Regions from separate parts of the Mus musculus genome. Here all the other regions are linked to region 1. Evidence: chromatin contacts called from ENCODE Hi-C or POLR2A ChIA-PET data. All regions are on one chromosome and are shown on one strand. Each heading gives the region's core, a stretch centred on a gene start or an enhancer-like site at or near the end of the contact. The rest is flanking DNA. Distances are from core to core; before and after follow the strand shown.

What was found. A loop is a pair of places that touch in the nucleus more often than their neighbours do. ChIA-PET counts read pairs that join two places held with the same protein, here RNA polymerase II (POLR2A).
Region 2: a loop to region 1 is called in a map of gastrocnemius, with 2.4 times the contacts of the local background. The contact joins the promoter of Zfp930 here to the enhancer-like site in region 1. A Hi-C loop is called at or near these places in 1 of 37 maps with a recorded cell type or tissue (gastrocnemius). POLR2A ChIA-PET finds 5 or more read pairs at or near these places in 1 of 5 experiments (Patski).
Region 3: a loop to region 1 is called in a map of heart, with 3 times the contacts of the local background. The contact joins the promoter of D130040H23Rik here to the enhancer-like site in region 1. A Hi-C loop is called at or near these places in 1 of 37 maps with a recorded cell type or tissue (heart).

Annotation. Positions count from the first base shown.
Region 1 is chr8:69,397,389-69,402,555 of GRCm38, reverse strand. No RefSeq gene overlaps it. Among named protein-coding and RNA genes, the nearest start is that of Gm10033, 4.4 kb to the right of the region's middle. Within about 2 kb of position 3,160, at least 1 of the 3 ENCODE cell types and tissues checked has a DNase peak (open chromatin) inside an H3K27ac peak, as active enhancers do; it is heart, where a contact is called at or near this core.
Region 2 is chr8:69,206,990-69,212,156 of GRCm38, reverse strand. Zfp930 (zinc finger protein 930) reads right to left here and starts at 3,111. Exons shown (of 4, transcript NM_001013379.2): 1 at 2,998-3,111. The coding sequence starts at 3,000. It overlaps Gm39188 (a long non-coding RNA gene), which reads left to right and starts at 3,160. Exons shown (of 2, transcript XR_870488.3): 1 at 3,160-3,298.
Region 3 is chr8:69,268,439-69,273,605 of GRCm38, reverse strand. D130040H23Rik (RIKEN cDNA D130040H23 gene) reads right to left here and starts at 2,502. Exons shown (of 5, transcript NM_001384124.1): 1 at 2,415-2,502.

The DNA.
Region 1 (5,167 bases), core at 1,911-4,410:
AGAGACTGAAGGAAAGGCCATCCAGAGACTGTCCCACCTAGGGATCCATCCCATGTACAGTCACCAAACCCAGACCCTATTGTGGATGCCAAGAAGTTCTTTCTGACAGGAGCCTGATATGGCTGTCTCCTGAGAGGCTCTACTAGAGCCTGACAAGTGCAGAGACAGATGCTCGCAGCCAACCATTGGACTGAGCTTGGGGTCCCCAATGGAGGAGATAGAGAAAGGACTGAAAGAGCTGAAGGGGTTTGCAACCCCATAGGAAGAACAACAGTATCAACCAACCAGAACTCCCAGAGCTCCCAGGGACTAAACCACCAACCAAAGAATACACATGGAGGGACTCATGGCTCCAGCAGCAAATGTAGTAGAAGATGGCCTTGTCGGTCATCAATGGGAGGAGAGGCCCTTGGTCCTGAGAAGGCCCGATGCCCCAGTATAGGTGAATGCCAAGGAGGGGAGGTGGAGTGGGTGGGTGGGTGGGTGAACACCCTCATAGAAGCAGGGGGAGGGGGAGAGAGAGGAGGATGTGAAAGAAAATAAAACTTGAGACCTGTGATTCATGTAATTTATGTCAAATAGCCCAAAGAGTTGTTTGTGAGCTTTGAAACCTGGGGCTGAGAACATAGCAGAACAGGCCAGGACATGCCCGGGCAGGCCCGTTGTTAAGACATCCCTGAGGCTGCTTAGTCATAAAGATAAAGAGAATGACATGCCGGACTGGCCTGGCGCCTCCCTATTTCCCAGCCCTTCTGACCCAAGTTAAATGTTAACAGTCTGCTGATGTTTACTGAGCCAATTCCTCCCACAGCCCCACTCCTTTCCTATAAAAACCCCTAGCTTCCAAGCCTCGTGGTCAAAACCACTGTCTTCTGCGTGAGATATGTTTCAACCCGGAGCTCCACCATTAAACAGTCAAAACCACTGTCTCCTGCGTGAGATACGTTTTGATCCGGAGCTCCGCCATTAAACTACCTCGTGTTTTTACATCAAGACGGTCTGTTTGTTCGTGATTCTTGGGTGCATGCCGAATCGGAAGTTGAGTGGAGGTTTCCCCACTAGGTTCTTTCAGATGGGGACACTGGGAAAGTGGATAACATTTGAAATGTAATGTAATAAAGAAAATATTCAACAAAAATATTTAAAACAACAACATAAACCAAAGAAGCTGGTGTGTTTCTCTTTTATTTTTAGGCTTACCCTGGGCAACTTTTAAGGCCATGGTTTGAATAGGCTTTTTCTTGCGGCTTTCCCTGGCCCAATGGCCTCCTCTTTACCACAAATACATTGGTACTTTTCTAAGTGGGGTTGGTCTCGGTCTGTAGGGTCCCCTTATCTCTTTTTGTAGAAGCGATTTATTTTAGACATCTCTTACACAGGTAGGTCCCTGGCCCAGTGCCAGGGTTTGCATAAACACATTAATTTCTAGAAACCATTTGTTTTAGATGTCTCCCACAATCCTTTGGTTTTGCCGTGGCTGCCAGCAGGATCTTTGCCAGATCGTGAGTCTGTTTTTTTCTGCTCTTTTACCTGTCTTTTTTTTTTCTTTCAGTTTTTCTATCTTTATTTTTTTTCCATTTTTTATTAGGTATTTAGCTCATTTACATTTCCAATGCTATACCAAAAGTCCCCCATACCCACCCACCCCCACTCCCCTACCCGCCCACTCCCCCTTTTTGGCCCTGGTGTTCCCCTGTACTGGGGCATATAAAGTTTGCATGTCCAATGGGCCTCTCTTTCCAGTGATGGCCGACTAGGCCATCTTTTGATACATATGCAGCTAGAGTCAAGAGCTCCGGGGTACTGTCTATCTTTATTAAACACTTTTTCTGCCGTTATCTTTTAGACTCTTTTAGTCCTTGAAACCTTTTGAGTTTCCTAATACCTGGTGCTGCCTGGTTAATAAAGGCTAGAGCTACGGCTGTTTTTGCTTATCTTTGGCCAAATTAGTGGCTGTCTTACAGCTGCTTTGAGACCTGCTAATCAGAGCCTGGAGAAAAGACTTAGAGACTCTTCTGACCTTTAGCAGTGTTGAAGTCTTAATCTGGGCCGGTTCCTCTGTAGGACCAGGAACCAGTTTCCTGGCCTCTGTGGTGAAGAGAACCTACAAGAGCTCTTTGCAATCATCTCAAGTGGGCTGGTGGCTGAAAAGGACTGTCTCTAAGAGACTAATTAAATCTCGAGGACTGTTTGAAAAGGGGGGAGTTCCAGTAAAAAAGGTCATAGTAGCAAAGAGCCAGTAGTGATGAGGTTGGTTTCTTTGATCACGGATCAGCCCAGCTGCATGCAAGGGCAGGACAACAGATTCAGGTTCCAAAGTCCAATCTTATCTATATTTTAATCTTTGGGCAGAGGGTGTGGGGGTGTTCAGAGCAGGGAAGAATTTAGTCTGAAGCTCTCCTGGGTTGCCTCCCATCTGTTGTCTTGTAGGTGTAGGTGGCTGCACTGAGTGCCCTATGGAACACGGAAAGGAGTGGTTGTTGCTTCTCAATGAGCTGAGTGTGGCACGATGGTGTCAATGGAGACCTTCTCTGTACAACTCAGAGACTACATCTGTTTAGACAGGAAGCAGGAAGGGTAGCCATTTACTGAGCAAAATGAGTGACCAGGAGACTGTTCCAAGCTTCGGTGTGGGAGACATCTGCCCACTAGGGGCCCCTCCTGCCCAGTCCACACTTGGAGCCCTGCTCTCTGGGAGCTCATCTTCCCACTCAGGGAAATCTCAGGGATACCGGAGGCCCCAGGCTTAGACCTTTCAAAGGGCCAGCCAGGAATGCCTGTGTGCTCCGCGCGCCGCCAGGCCTACCACCGGGCCGGGTCAGGTTCCTTGTACCCTGCTGCCGTCGGGGAGGGCTCAGAGGGCGGCGCTGAGAAGGGAGTTAGGGTCCCCCGTGGGGCGCAGAGCCCCCTCAGTGTGGGTGGTGGGCGTGCGGGAGCCACAGCACGGTTTTGCCGAGCACGGAGTGACTGGGCCCCGCACCTCTGCAGCGCGCAGTGGAGCCGCACCCGCTCGCTGTCCGACCTCTAGTCCCAGTTCCCCGGGCTGTCTGTGGGCCCCTGCCTGGAGGGCCGTGGTGGCTGAAGGTTCCGCTTGGATGGGTCCCCACTCCCGCCCGGTGCACTCAGCTGGCCACGCCCACAGCCGCGGGATACCCGTAAAGCACCGGGCCAGGGGGGTGGGGGTGGGGGTTAAATCAAGAGGGTGGGTCTTCTAATCTCAACGTGGTCGGTCCGTCCAAGTCAAATTTACCCCATAACAAGAAACAGAAAGCAGAGTGGACCGCAGTTCCTTAAAGTGACACACACACAGAGCACCTAGCCAGCAGTGAAAATAGCTCGCAGCAGGGTTCCACGACTAGTAGGAGGTTTCACGTCCATCGGTTCCTTCCTTCCTAGAAAATAACACCCTGAGCATTCCCTATTCCAGGAGCTTGAGCTATGACATATAGCTGCTGCAGTGGGATTCTGCCTTGGCTTTCATTTCTTGCCACCAAATACAGATTTTTAGGCCTCTTCAGAACAGAATTACAGAATTATTCAGGACAGAATTATTGCGGTATCACGAAGGCACATAGACAGAGATTACATAAACACATGGATAGACACACTCAGACTCAGACAACATTACCGGTATTAAGACCCAGCAGGTTGGCTCCTGGTGACCTTAGAGTTCCCATCCAACTCAACAAAATGTGCCAGAAAGCGTTCGTGAATTCCAAAAGACCACGAAGGAGCCGATTCTGATGGGATCGCATTAGGGTCTTTATTTACAAGCTGGAGCTTGGGCCACACAATGGGAGGACGGACGTAGCTTGGGTTCTGCTGCAGGTCAAGTTCTCAGGCTTCCCCTCCCCCCCCCCCTTCTTTAAGATAGAGGCTGGTCTCAAGATTGAGTAGGTTTGGCCTCTCAGTGTCTGTTTTAGTTCAGTTTATTATGAACATTACTCAATAGACCAGAGTGTCCTTAAATTCAGGAATATCAGATTGCCTTTGCCTCCCAACTCCTGGGTTGGATTAATAACATGTTAAAATGCTTGGCTAACAGGTGACTTTCCCTAGATGTTTTCTATATTTGTGCTTTTTGTCCTTCCTATGTGTGAGAATTATGGCATTGGTATACCTATCTTTTAGATCAGGCATCATGATTAACTAATAACAAACTGACTACAAATAATCTACTTTCACAGTGTCCATTACTTGTGAGGAATCTGCCTGACTCCATTTTGAAGGCAGTAGTATTTGTATTTTAAAAATAACTTTCCCTTTATTGTAAGAGCTAAGTTGCTGATTTTAAGTCTGTTTCCTGGAGCCTTGACTGGTTTTTTAAACCATCCTGACCTACAATGAAAACAATCCATTTTTCTGTATTTCTTTACTGCCCCATTTTTCTCACTTTTGTAGAACTGTTTTGCAACTATTTGTGATTTTACTCCTTAAAAGGAGCCCAAGAAATAAATTTGGGACTGCTCTCTTAAATCCCACTTGATAGGCAGTAGTTGGCCTTCTTTTGTCTGTACCTCAGTGAAACTAACTTGCTTCAATTTTGTCTCAAATTGTGGTAGTGGGCTCATTGTTACCTGGTGGGATTAACACTTGATTTTCAACAAAGATCTTATGGTATATGATAAACATGCCAGAGGCATTTTTTCTATCATTTTATGATTTATATGTTCCTCAGTACTTCAACCTAACAATTCCCCCAAATGTCTCTGCTTTTACTTTATGACCAGGTTAAAAAATGGATTTGTTAACTGAGCATGTGTGGGAGTAGGCTGAGTGCTGCGTGAATGTGTCTAAACTCCTGAAATAAATCTCCTTGCCTTTTTTTTTTTTTAAACATCACTTTGGAAATGATACCATGCTGTAATTGTCTGTTTCAGGTAAGAAACCTGACTCAGCTCTTCAGGCTTGGCTGTTGTGATGGCTAAACTTGGTGGTCAAAATGTCTCCATCTGGAATTCCACACAGTTGGGAATGTCTGTGAGGGGTTTTTCTTTTCTTTTTGATTTTGTAATATCTATTGTTGTTAGTGTATAATTTATTATTTTTAATTAATTTTTCATTTACTTGACATCCCAATTGCAGCCTCTGTCTGTGTAACTCCTCCCACAGTCCCTCCTCCATTCCCCCTCCTTCTTTTCTGAAATGGTGGAGCACACCCCAACCC
Region 2 (5,167 bases), core at 1,862-4,361, 190 kb after region 1:
TAGATAGATAGATAGATGAACAAAGCAATATCCCTGGGCCTTTATGGATTAAGAAGCAGGGGCAGAGCCGGGCGTGGTGGCGCACGCCTTTAGTCCCAGCACTTGGGAGGTAGAGGCAGGCGAATTTCTGAGTTCGAGGCCAGCCTGGTCTATAGAGTGAGTTCCAGGACAGCCAGGGCTACACAGAGAAACCCTGTCTCGGGAAAAAAAAAAAAAAAAAAGAAGCAGGGGCAGAGAACCTGGAATGTCTGAGGCATTTCTCTCTGTAGATTTCATTGTTTCAATGGATAACTGCTTCTTTAATTAGAGAAATTAAAAAACACTAAGCTATAGAGAAGGTTCTGATGCTAAGGTCCTATTGCCTAATTGGTTCTTGACCCATCAATAAAGATGCTAGCAGCCATTGAGCTAAGTAACCGAGCAACTAAAGTTGAGGACAGATTTAGGGTGGTGGGACAAGAGTACTGGGGAGGGCACGCTTGCCTCAGAAGATAAATGATGCCCAGCAACTGACAAGGCAAGTTGAAATTGAGCAGTGTGTGTGCCTGGGTTTTTCATCCGAAGAGCCAATATTCTCTGGGTGGGGGCTGGTAGCACACAGGTTCCCAGAGTTAAGGTGGGGTAGCAAACTCAACACTAAGCAATTCTGTGATGAAGAAGTGGATATTGTCTTAGTAAAGTCCCAGAACTTCTCTGAGTTCCAATTTTCTCATATACAGAATGAGACATTAAATGATCTAGGGCCCTCTCAAAGCTCTAATATATTTTAACTTTTTTTTTCTATTCTATTTCACAAATCACAGGCTGTGTAGACACAAAGACCACTAGCAAGTGTCGGGAACTGCTTTAATTTTCTTTTTAAAAGCAAATAAAGTTATGGATCTGAGGGAGGGGCAGGGAGAATTAATAATTGACCTTGCTCCTGTACACAATATTAGCTGCTGGGGTCTGTAACCTGACACACTCAGCTACAGGCAGTGAGGGCCTATATCTCAAACCTCTGAGCTGGCTTAACTATTTCAACCAGGATTGCACATATCTGCATAGGAGAGTTCCTTAGCTGGAAATTCGATATCAACTGGCTCAAGGTAACCTCCCCAAATTGTACACCCACCAATCTGATCTGTCTTCGTTCACATGGCATGAATCAATACATGTCGAAAAATTACAAAACCACCCTCCTACTTCAATCAGGACCTTCTTCATAATGGGACTACTGGAGCTGACTGCCTTAAACTTCAGTCTGTGATCTAGCTATTGCCTTCCCCATTTCCCCCTGCACTGTATACAATAAACTGTTGCTCCTATTTTGGTCTGAAAGTAGAGACCATGCTCCACACACAAATCCTTTTACTACTGCTTAAATGATTCTTGTGGTCTAAGTGACTCAAATTGGTCATTTTAAAACTCTATGATGGTATAACCCCTTAATTTAAGAATTTTAGAATTTTAATTTTAGTCAAGTGGACAGCAAGATATATACCCTGTGGACATATAGACTTGTCTGTATCTAGGGTCAAGGCTACCTGAAACAATGTAACAGACAGAGCCTCAGAAACATTTTTCTGCAGGAGGTACAGGTGTTCTAGAATTAATGTGTCTGCCCAGAGAGAAATAACTTGATGAACGTAAGGTATTAATGAAGAAAAATTCTTGAAGAATAGCATGCATACAGCACTGGCTGGTGCTCAAAGAGGAGCCAGCCTAGGACACATTTTCCATCCTACATATGCTGCGTCAGGCCCCAGGTTACACGCTGAACAATTCACATAGAGACAGGAGAGTCCAATTTTAAGTTGCTAAGTGGTTACTTAGGCAGAAGAGAGGCTTACACAACAAAGTATTCCCAGGACTATTTCTTAAGTACACCAGTATCCTGGAACAGTAGACCATTCTTCAGTGTCAGGGTCCCTAGGTGAATATGCCAGACTGAGAAAGATTATAAAAGTATAAAGGAGAAAAGATAAAAGCTGGGGTGGGAAATCATAGAGAGCACACTAAGAAGTTAGAAGAGGACTGAGCTGGGTGTTAAGCTGAGGAGCAGCTAGCTCAGGTCAGCTCTCCAGCTCAGGTCAGCGCTGTGTGTAGCAGATAATGTAGTAATGATGTGACGGCTCCTTATAACTAATAAACGCAGAGGCCCACAGCAGGCAGGCCGAGATCTTGATGCTGCTACAGTGAAGACCATACTGCTGTCTGGCTTGCTAACAAAAGGACAACTGGCTGCATCTATATAAGAGGATCCATAGAAAGCAGCCACTGCCTAAGAAGAAAACAGGACTTTTATGGCACACCAGGCCTTAATGTTGGTTACATGACCCTACCTGCTCCTTTGAGCAGCTTCTTGGTCTCCTGCCACTTCTTAAGGGCATCGGTCTAGCGGCTGTTTAAGATCAGGGTTGTCTCCTTCCTTATGGTTGGAGCCAAATGTCTAGACAATCCTGGTGAACAAACATGCGTATCTAGCACTTCATCTCTTACAGACCTCATTAATACACTATATCTTTGGGTGTTTCAGAGGCAGCCCACCTTTAGCTAAACTCTACTCTGTGTGACTTATTCTCTCCGAAGCATTGGTAAATCCTTTGCATTATCATCTCAGCAAAATAGTGGAGTGCTACCAACACATAAGATTCCATGCACAATACCCACAAAATTAACTCCAAATGTGAAATCCGAAGAACAGAAATTCTAGAGATGCTAGCTAAACTAAAACGGCAACCTGCCGTCCTCTGATGCACAAGAAGCACGGTGATGTTGGCTACAAAGATGTTTCTACGCACACACCATGTCCCCAAAGCTCTACACAGACGCTGCCCACAGGGTGAAGTTCTTCAGAGGTCACCACTTTGGTACAGGGAACTACAGAGACCGCATGGGACTTCATACAACTCCACATCTGGCCCACTAGCTTCCATCCAGTCCAAGGGTAGCCTACCAAAAGGGATGCCGAGGCTCAGCAGCCCACTTCTCCCAAGACTGCGGTCCCTTGCTCACCATAGCGTGGCTTCCAAGCTCGCGTGCACCCCTCACAGATCCTGTTACACGCAAAGAACCGCTTGCATTTTCCCAGCTTCGGAACGGAGCCTGGAGCCTGGCGCCCGGAAGAGCCCGCCTCCCCGATGACGCTCCGACTGCAGGTTCTCATTGGCTGATGAGGCCTGAGTGACAAGAGTCCCTCCTTTGGCGTTGGAGTTTAAGGAACAGCACAGAACAGTATTTCCTGTTGCAGATATTTGCATTTCAGGAGTCCTTGCTCTTGACCTGAGGTAGCTTCACTTCTATCTTTCCTTGCGTGGTAGGCACTTTCCCCTTTTCCTCCTTGACACAAGGTAGCTAGTTTAAATAGCACATTACAAAATGTGGAGTGGAGTGTTTCTCCTGTCCCACAAGTGGAAGGGTGCCCACGATATTAATAATTAAGGAGATTTTAGAAAACAAATGTTTGTTCTGTGGGTTCACGGTGAGGTCAGGTGAGCTACAGCTACGTTCTACCTGGCTGGCAAAGGTACACTGGACAATCCTGAGAGAAAACCTGGAACCACATCACAAACACAATGAAATGTGTTTCTCCCACAAGAAGGCTGGATGGTGGATCCATCCCTATAGGAGTTTTCTTCCTGAAATTCAGGTCTATCTCTTGACAAATTAACACTAATGATAAGTGTAGTCTCCACGGTAACTTGAATAATTAGAAAGAAATGGTTCGAGGAAGAATGTTGTTTATGAACACTATTCCTAACATTTTTCTGAGTTAAGGTGAGAAAACGCAGCTGTATTAGTCAAGGTTCTCTAGATGAACAGAAATGATAAAAATGAGCGTCTCTTTCCCTCTCTGTATGTAGAAAGGGGATTTATTAAAACGGCTCGCAGGCTGTGGTCCAGCTAGACCAACAAGTGCTGTCTAGCAACTAAAATTGGAAGAATCCAGTAGTTCAGTCCATGAGGCTGCGTGTCTAAGCTGGGCTTCACTGTATACCACATTTTCAAAGAAGGAGGCTCTAAAGGAATGAACTTGCTAACCAAAGATAGGGCAGAGAGAGAGAGAGAGAGAAAGAGAGAGAGAGAGAGCTTCTTTCTTCTCTATTTATGTGGACTGTCACCAGAAGGTGTGGCCCAGATTAAAGGTGGATCTTATCGCCTCAAAAGACCCAGAAGCGTCTTCCCACTTCATAAGTTTTAATTAAGAAAAATCTCTCACAGGTATATGCAACTTTTTGGGTCTTAGTTAATTTGTAGTCAGTTTGTCTACCAAGAATAGCCATCATAACAGACAAGACAGAAAAACTTGGAAATATTTCTTACCAGCAGAAAGCAGGGAAATCATTTAACAAAAATAAAAGACAGGAAGCATGGGGGTTTTCTTTAGAGAGCCTGGACACATTCGCGTAGAGTTCTGCCTGATTTGGTGGTGTTCTTAGCTCAGCGTTGGACAGGAACATATACAATTTATTTTAAAAGACAGAAGGAAATGTCTCTGGCACGTTCATCTTGTACCTCAAGGTCATAATTGAAACTCATATGTTAATTGAACCCAGGGAGAATAAGACCACTACCACGATTTTGAGACAACTTGAACCACCTAAGAGCTGGCCATCAACTGGATCCTAAGTGCTGTAAGGAAACCAGACCTGAATCCACTTCTAGTGCCTCTTTTAAGTAGTAAAATCACAAGCTTCTGCCAAACAGGTTTACAGAAAACAGACAATGAGACAATAAGAAAATACAGGAATAAACAACCAAAGGAACAAAAATGTGGTCACCATAGAGGGTCAGGTATGTTCAGGATGTTCTCAGAAATATGAAGAGGCCAGGGGTCAAGCAGATCAGGCTCCAAGAAAAAGACTTAAATAGAGCAAATCAGTAAATGGGGTATTTTGAGCAATACAGCATAATGGCTCCTGCCTTCAAACTGAAGTCAGGTAGGTTCCTCACAAGTAAATGACACTGTGAATGTAGCTTACTTAGGAGCCAATACTACCTGTTAATTATGGCCAATACTACCTATTAATTATGATGTATGCTCTTAAAGGCAGATATATCAATGCAACAATTCTCGCAAACATACAGGAAAAGTCACCTATTTGCACAGTAGACGTACTTAGATGAACAGCTATGCTGAGCTATTCTATGCTCAGAAGAGCATTCTATGCTTTTGCCTCTGAGC
Region 3 (5,167 bases), core at 1,253-3,752, 130 kb after region 1:
GACTCTCCATTTTCATCCAGGAAAAGCAACACTCCTGTTAGACATGGCCATGTCAGTTTGACCAGATCTTCTGTACTGGTTAAACTAGTGTAACTACAGTAATTTGGTTCCTAGAAATAAATTCAGTTCTTTATTCAGATTCTTGATTGCATGTCCTGTGGACCCAAGAAACAGGACATTGATTGATCACCTAAAATTGACTCCCAGAGTACTCATTGGTAATCCCTACTGTTGCCAGAGCAAAAAAGCTCTCACCACCCTTCCTGACCCTGCCTTTCTGTGCTGTGACTACAGCAGTTTCAAAGTTGGTCAGTGAACTCGGTTCTAACACAAGTTCCTCTTCATTTGTAATTTCCTAATAGAAGCCAAGGAGGGCAGAGGACAATCATTCATTGGTCTCTTTTCCCTTTTCCTGGAAGGAGTTGCAGGACTGCCTTTCAAGCACTAGGCAGCAGAGGCAGGATTAGGTGTGGAAAGCAATGATAAATTGCAAGCCTGGGCTATGGGAGACATTGCTGTAAACAGAAATCAATACATAAATAGCATTTGAGAAAAACAGAATAAAATTCCTAACGAGAAGGAAACACTGGAGAACAGAAAGAAATAGAGATTGGAGCAGTGACACATTTAAAGAAAATTACATTTAAAAAGTGATACCAATAACTGACTTTTTTAAAAGGTAAAAATGATGTATAATTTTGTACTTAACTGATGCTTTAGCTACACTGGGTACACAGTACACCGTGTAGCATAGGACCACCACTTAGTTGGAGAATGCTATGACAAATGTGGTCAGCATTGCTGGTGCTCTGTCTGTATTACTCTACTGAGCACATCAGTACATCCCGCCTACCTGCTAACTCTAAGCCCTCTGGTATATTTGTCTCTTGCTATTTTAGTTTTGCCTGTCACCCTAAGTCATTGCAGCAGGCTCAGCGTGCCGAAATGTACGTGTATCATCTCCCTTGACGGACAACTTTTAACAAATTGCTGACTGGAGGTGATGTGTAAAAGCATGATCCCAGCCAGCTGCTTCTCCTGGTGGGGAAACTCCCCGTGTGCTTTACATTGCTTTGGAGTTTCCCTGTGGGGATTCACCTTCAGTTGTTCTCTCTGCTTTTCTCACTTTTCTGCTCCATTACCTCTTCTATGTGTACAACCAAAACACTTTTTTTATTTGAATTACTGTCTCAGTTTCCCACATATAACCTAAATTAAGAAAATAAAAAGTGTACATGTTATTAAGTTAAAAAATTTTTAAAAGGTAAAAATAATTGAAAAAAAAATCTTAGCACTATTGACCTGGAAAAAGAGTAGATCCTTCCTTAGTAGAGGGAATGCCATTAATAAGATATCGATTGACCTTGCCTCTGGGCACAGTGTTAGCTGTTGAGATGTATAACCCATGACACACAGCTACAGCCAGTGAGTGGCCTGTGTCTCAAACCTCTGAGCTGACTTAACTGTGTCAATCCAGGTTTCTACTGGATCTACCAGGTTTGTTCCTCAGTTTGAGAAGGGGCAGTGCTCCTTTTCCACACAGGAAAGCCTCAGGGAAAACCTTGCTAGATCAGGCCAGCCCTCAACACAACAGTGCCCTTCCTTTTCAAAGAGCTGTGTCTTACCCATCGGGCAAAACTATGCTTTTTTAGTGGGAAAAACTAGACCTGTATAGCACACCAGACCTTGATGTTAGTTGTGACCGTGCACTACTTCTTTGAATAGCTTTTAGACAACTAACTGCCTTTTAATATGCGGATTGCGTTAGTGGCTGGTTGTAAATCTTTTGTTAGAGTTTGGGGCCAAATGTCGAGACAATTCTGGTGAGTGAACATGTGTTTCTGATCACCTCATGTCTAAGAAGCCTGGTTAGCATACTACTTATCATCATCTTTAGGATGCTTTAGAGGCAGCCCACCCTTAGCTAAACTCTACTTTGCGTGACTTATTATCTCCTAAGCATTGGTAAATCCTTTCCATCATCAACTCTACCCTTCTCCATCACAGATTATTAGCGGAGTGCTAACGAACACATGAAACGCCATTTACTACCTCCCCAAAACTAACTCCAAATGGATCGTACTCCTAAATATTAAATATGAAGCACAGAAATTCTAGAGATGCTAGAGAAACTGGGACTCTCTGAGTTTGGCAAACTGCCATCTTCAGATGCAACAAAAGCCTGGTGAAACTGACTACAAGGATACTTCTACACACTACCCCTGTTCCCAAGGCTCTGCGCAGATGCAGCTCCCAGACCACCACTGGGGTCTAGGGAGATGCAAATACCACAAAGAATCTCACAGCAGGCTGCATCTAACCACTGCTTCCCATCCGACCCCAGGGAGGGCCAACCACACGGGCTCCCGAGGTTCACAAGCCCACTGCTCACCAGGCAACCGCCCCTCGCTCACCATATCTTCTCTCCCAGGCTCGCGCTTAAGCCGCAGGTAGTGGCAAAGAACCACTAGCACTAAGGAAGCTTCAGATTCCAGCCTGCAGAAAGTCCCCCGGAAGAGCCCGCCTCCCCTTCTGACTGGAGGTCCGCCTCAAGGGTCTGATTGGCTAATGAGACTTGAGTGACAAGAACCTCCCCCTTATGCTTAGAGGATGCAGAAGGGACACAGCACAGTGTTTGCTAGAGCTGATATCAACCCCAAGGCCAGACCTTTCCCGGATATGCACATATTTGCATTTCAGTCGCATTTGCCCCTGCCTCCAACCATTCACCCTTCCGCCTTTCTGCACTCAGCAACATTTCCTTCTTCCTCCTGGACACTGGGTGGCTGGCTTGTGCATCTCATTTCACAATGTGGAGTGGAGTGATTTTTGTGTCCCACAAGTAGAAGGGAGCCACAATATTAACAATTAAGGAGAGATTTTAGGAATCAAAACGTTTGTTCTTTTGCTTGACACTGAGGCTAGGTGAAGTTCAACTGCATGTAACCTGGGAGGCAAGGGTACGTCAGAATATCCTGAGAGAAAAGCTGGAACCAGATCAGAAACACAATGATAGGTATACCTCCCACCAGAAGGCTGAATGGTACTCCACTCCTATAGGAGTTTTCCTCATGAAATGCAGGCCTGTCTCCTGACAAATTAGTAATAATGAAAAGTATAGTCTCCATGGTAACTTGAATACTTAGAATGAATTGGTTCATAGAAACATGCCTTTTATGAACACTATTCTTAGCCAGCATGTTCCTGAGTTAAGGTGAAAAGAACATAGCTGTGTATTAGTGAAGGTTCTCTAGATGAACAGAAGGGATAAAACAGATCTCTATGTAGGTAGAAAGGGAATCTATTAGAATGGCTCACAGGCTGTGGTCCAGCAAGTCCAAGAAGGGCTGTCTACCAACTAAAAGTTGAAGAATTCACTAGTTCAGTCCATTAGGCTGGTTGTCTCAGCCGGTCTTCAGTATAACCCACGATTTTAAAGATAGGGGCTCTAATGCCAGTAAAGAAATGAACTTACAAAAGTAGGCTGTTACCAGAAGGTGTGGCCCAGATTAAAGGTGAATATTGTCACCTCAAAAGATCCTGAAATGTCTTTCCACTTTAAAAGCTTTAATTAAAATCCCTCGCATGTTTTCAGCCCATTGGGTTTTAGTTAATTCCAGATGTATTCAGTCTGACTATCAAAAATTGCTATCACAGCAGACAAAACAGAAATGCTGAGCCAAAGTTCTTACCTGTATGGGCATGGGAGTCATTTCCAAAGCAATGCTGTTTCTCAAAAAAGGAAGCATGGGGATTTTTCTTAGGAAGCCTGGACACATTCACGTGGAGTTCTGCTTATTCCTCAACATGCTCATTTAACAAATACACTTTTGAACATGGTCGCAATCTAAAAGCAGAGACGTTTATGTGCCTTCTAACTCAAAGTCAAGCAGGAACATAAAAAAATTATCTTAAAAGATGGAAGGAAATGTCTCCGGCATGTTCATCTTGTACCACAAGATCATAAATGAAAATCATGTGTTAATCTAGCCAGGAGAGAATAAGGCCACTACCACAATTTTGAGCCAAATTTGAACCAAGCTTGATTTTATTGGGATGCACCCAAGAGCTAGCCAGCAACTGCCCCCTAAGTCAGGTTAAAGAGAGAAACCCTTCATTTTTGACCCACTTTAAGGAGTAAAATCATAAGATTTGCCAAGCCAGTTTACAGAAGGGAGACATGGAGGCAGTAAAGTAATATGAAAAAATATCTCAAAAACACACACTATGGTCATTATGTGATTAGCAAGAGTGGTTAGGAAGGGTCAGGAATGTTCAAGGCGTCCTCAAAAATAAATCAAGGTCATGAGTTGGGACAGGTCAAGCTCCAGGAAACAAAATTAAAAGCAGCAGCTCAGCTCTTACAGTAAATGGAAACCTATTTTTTAAAAATACAGCATAATGGCTGCTGCCTTCAAAATGGAGTCAGGCAGGTTCCTCATAAGTAAATGAGTCTGTGAATATATCTTACTTAGGAGCCAATAATACCTGTTAATTATGTTTTATACTCTTAAAGATAGATGTATCAATTCAATAATTTTCACACATACAAATGAGAGAGAGCACAAATATAGCAAACATCAAGGAAAAGTCACCTATTGGCACCGTAGACACTGTACTTACAGTGAACAGCTACACTGAGCTATTCTATGCTCAGAAGGCTGCTTTCGCCTCTGAGCAGGCTGGCTCAGAGGAAGGCGATGGCTGTTGCCATGCAGAATAAGAAAGAGTTCATTTTAACCAACCCTGGCTGCTGTCTCTCTCAAGACTGTGACATCCACAAAGATTTATTTTTCTTTTTTATGTTAGTAATGAGTGTTTGCCTGCATGAGTCTATTCAGAACCCACAGAGGCCAGAAGAGGGCAGACGATCCCAGCAACTGGAGTCATAGCATATTATTAGTAACCTTATGTGTCCTGGAACTGGAACCTGTGTCCTCCGGAAAACACCCAGTGCTCTTAACTGCTGAAGCATCTATCTCTCTAGCCTTACTTTTTTATTTAAAATTTCCTTTTATACTGGTTGATTAAAATATATTACATCTCACACACCCTTCCTCGTCCTCTTTCCATCTTGTCCCAAAATTTTCCTTGTTATGTATAAGCAAGCTCTTAATATATGACTACAACCTGCTGAGTATTTTCTTATTTTTGGCTGTGTGTTTAT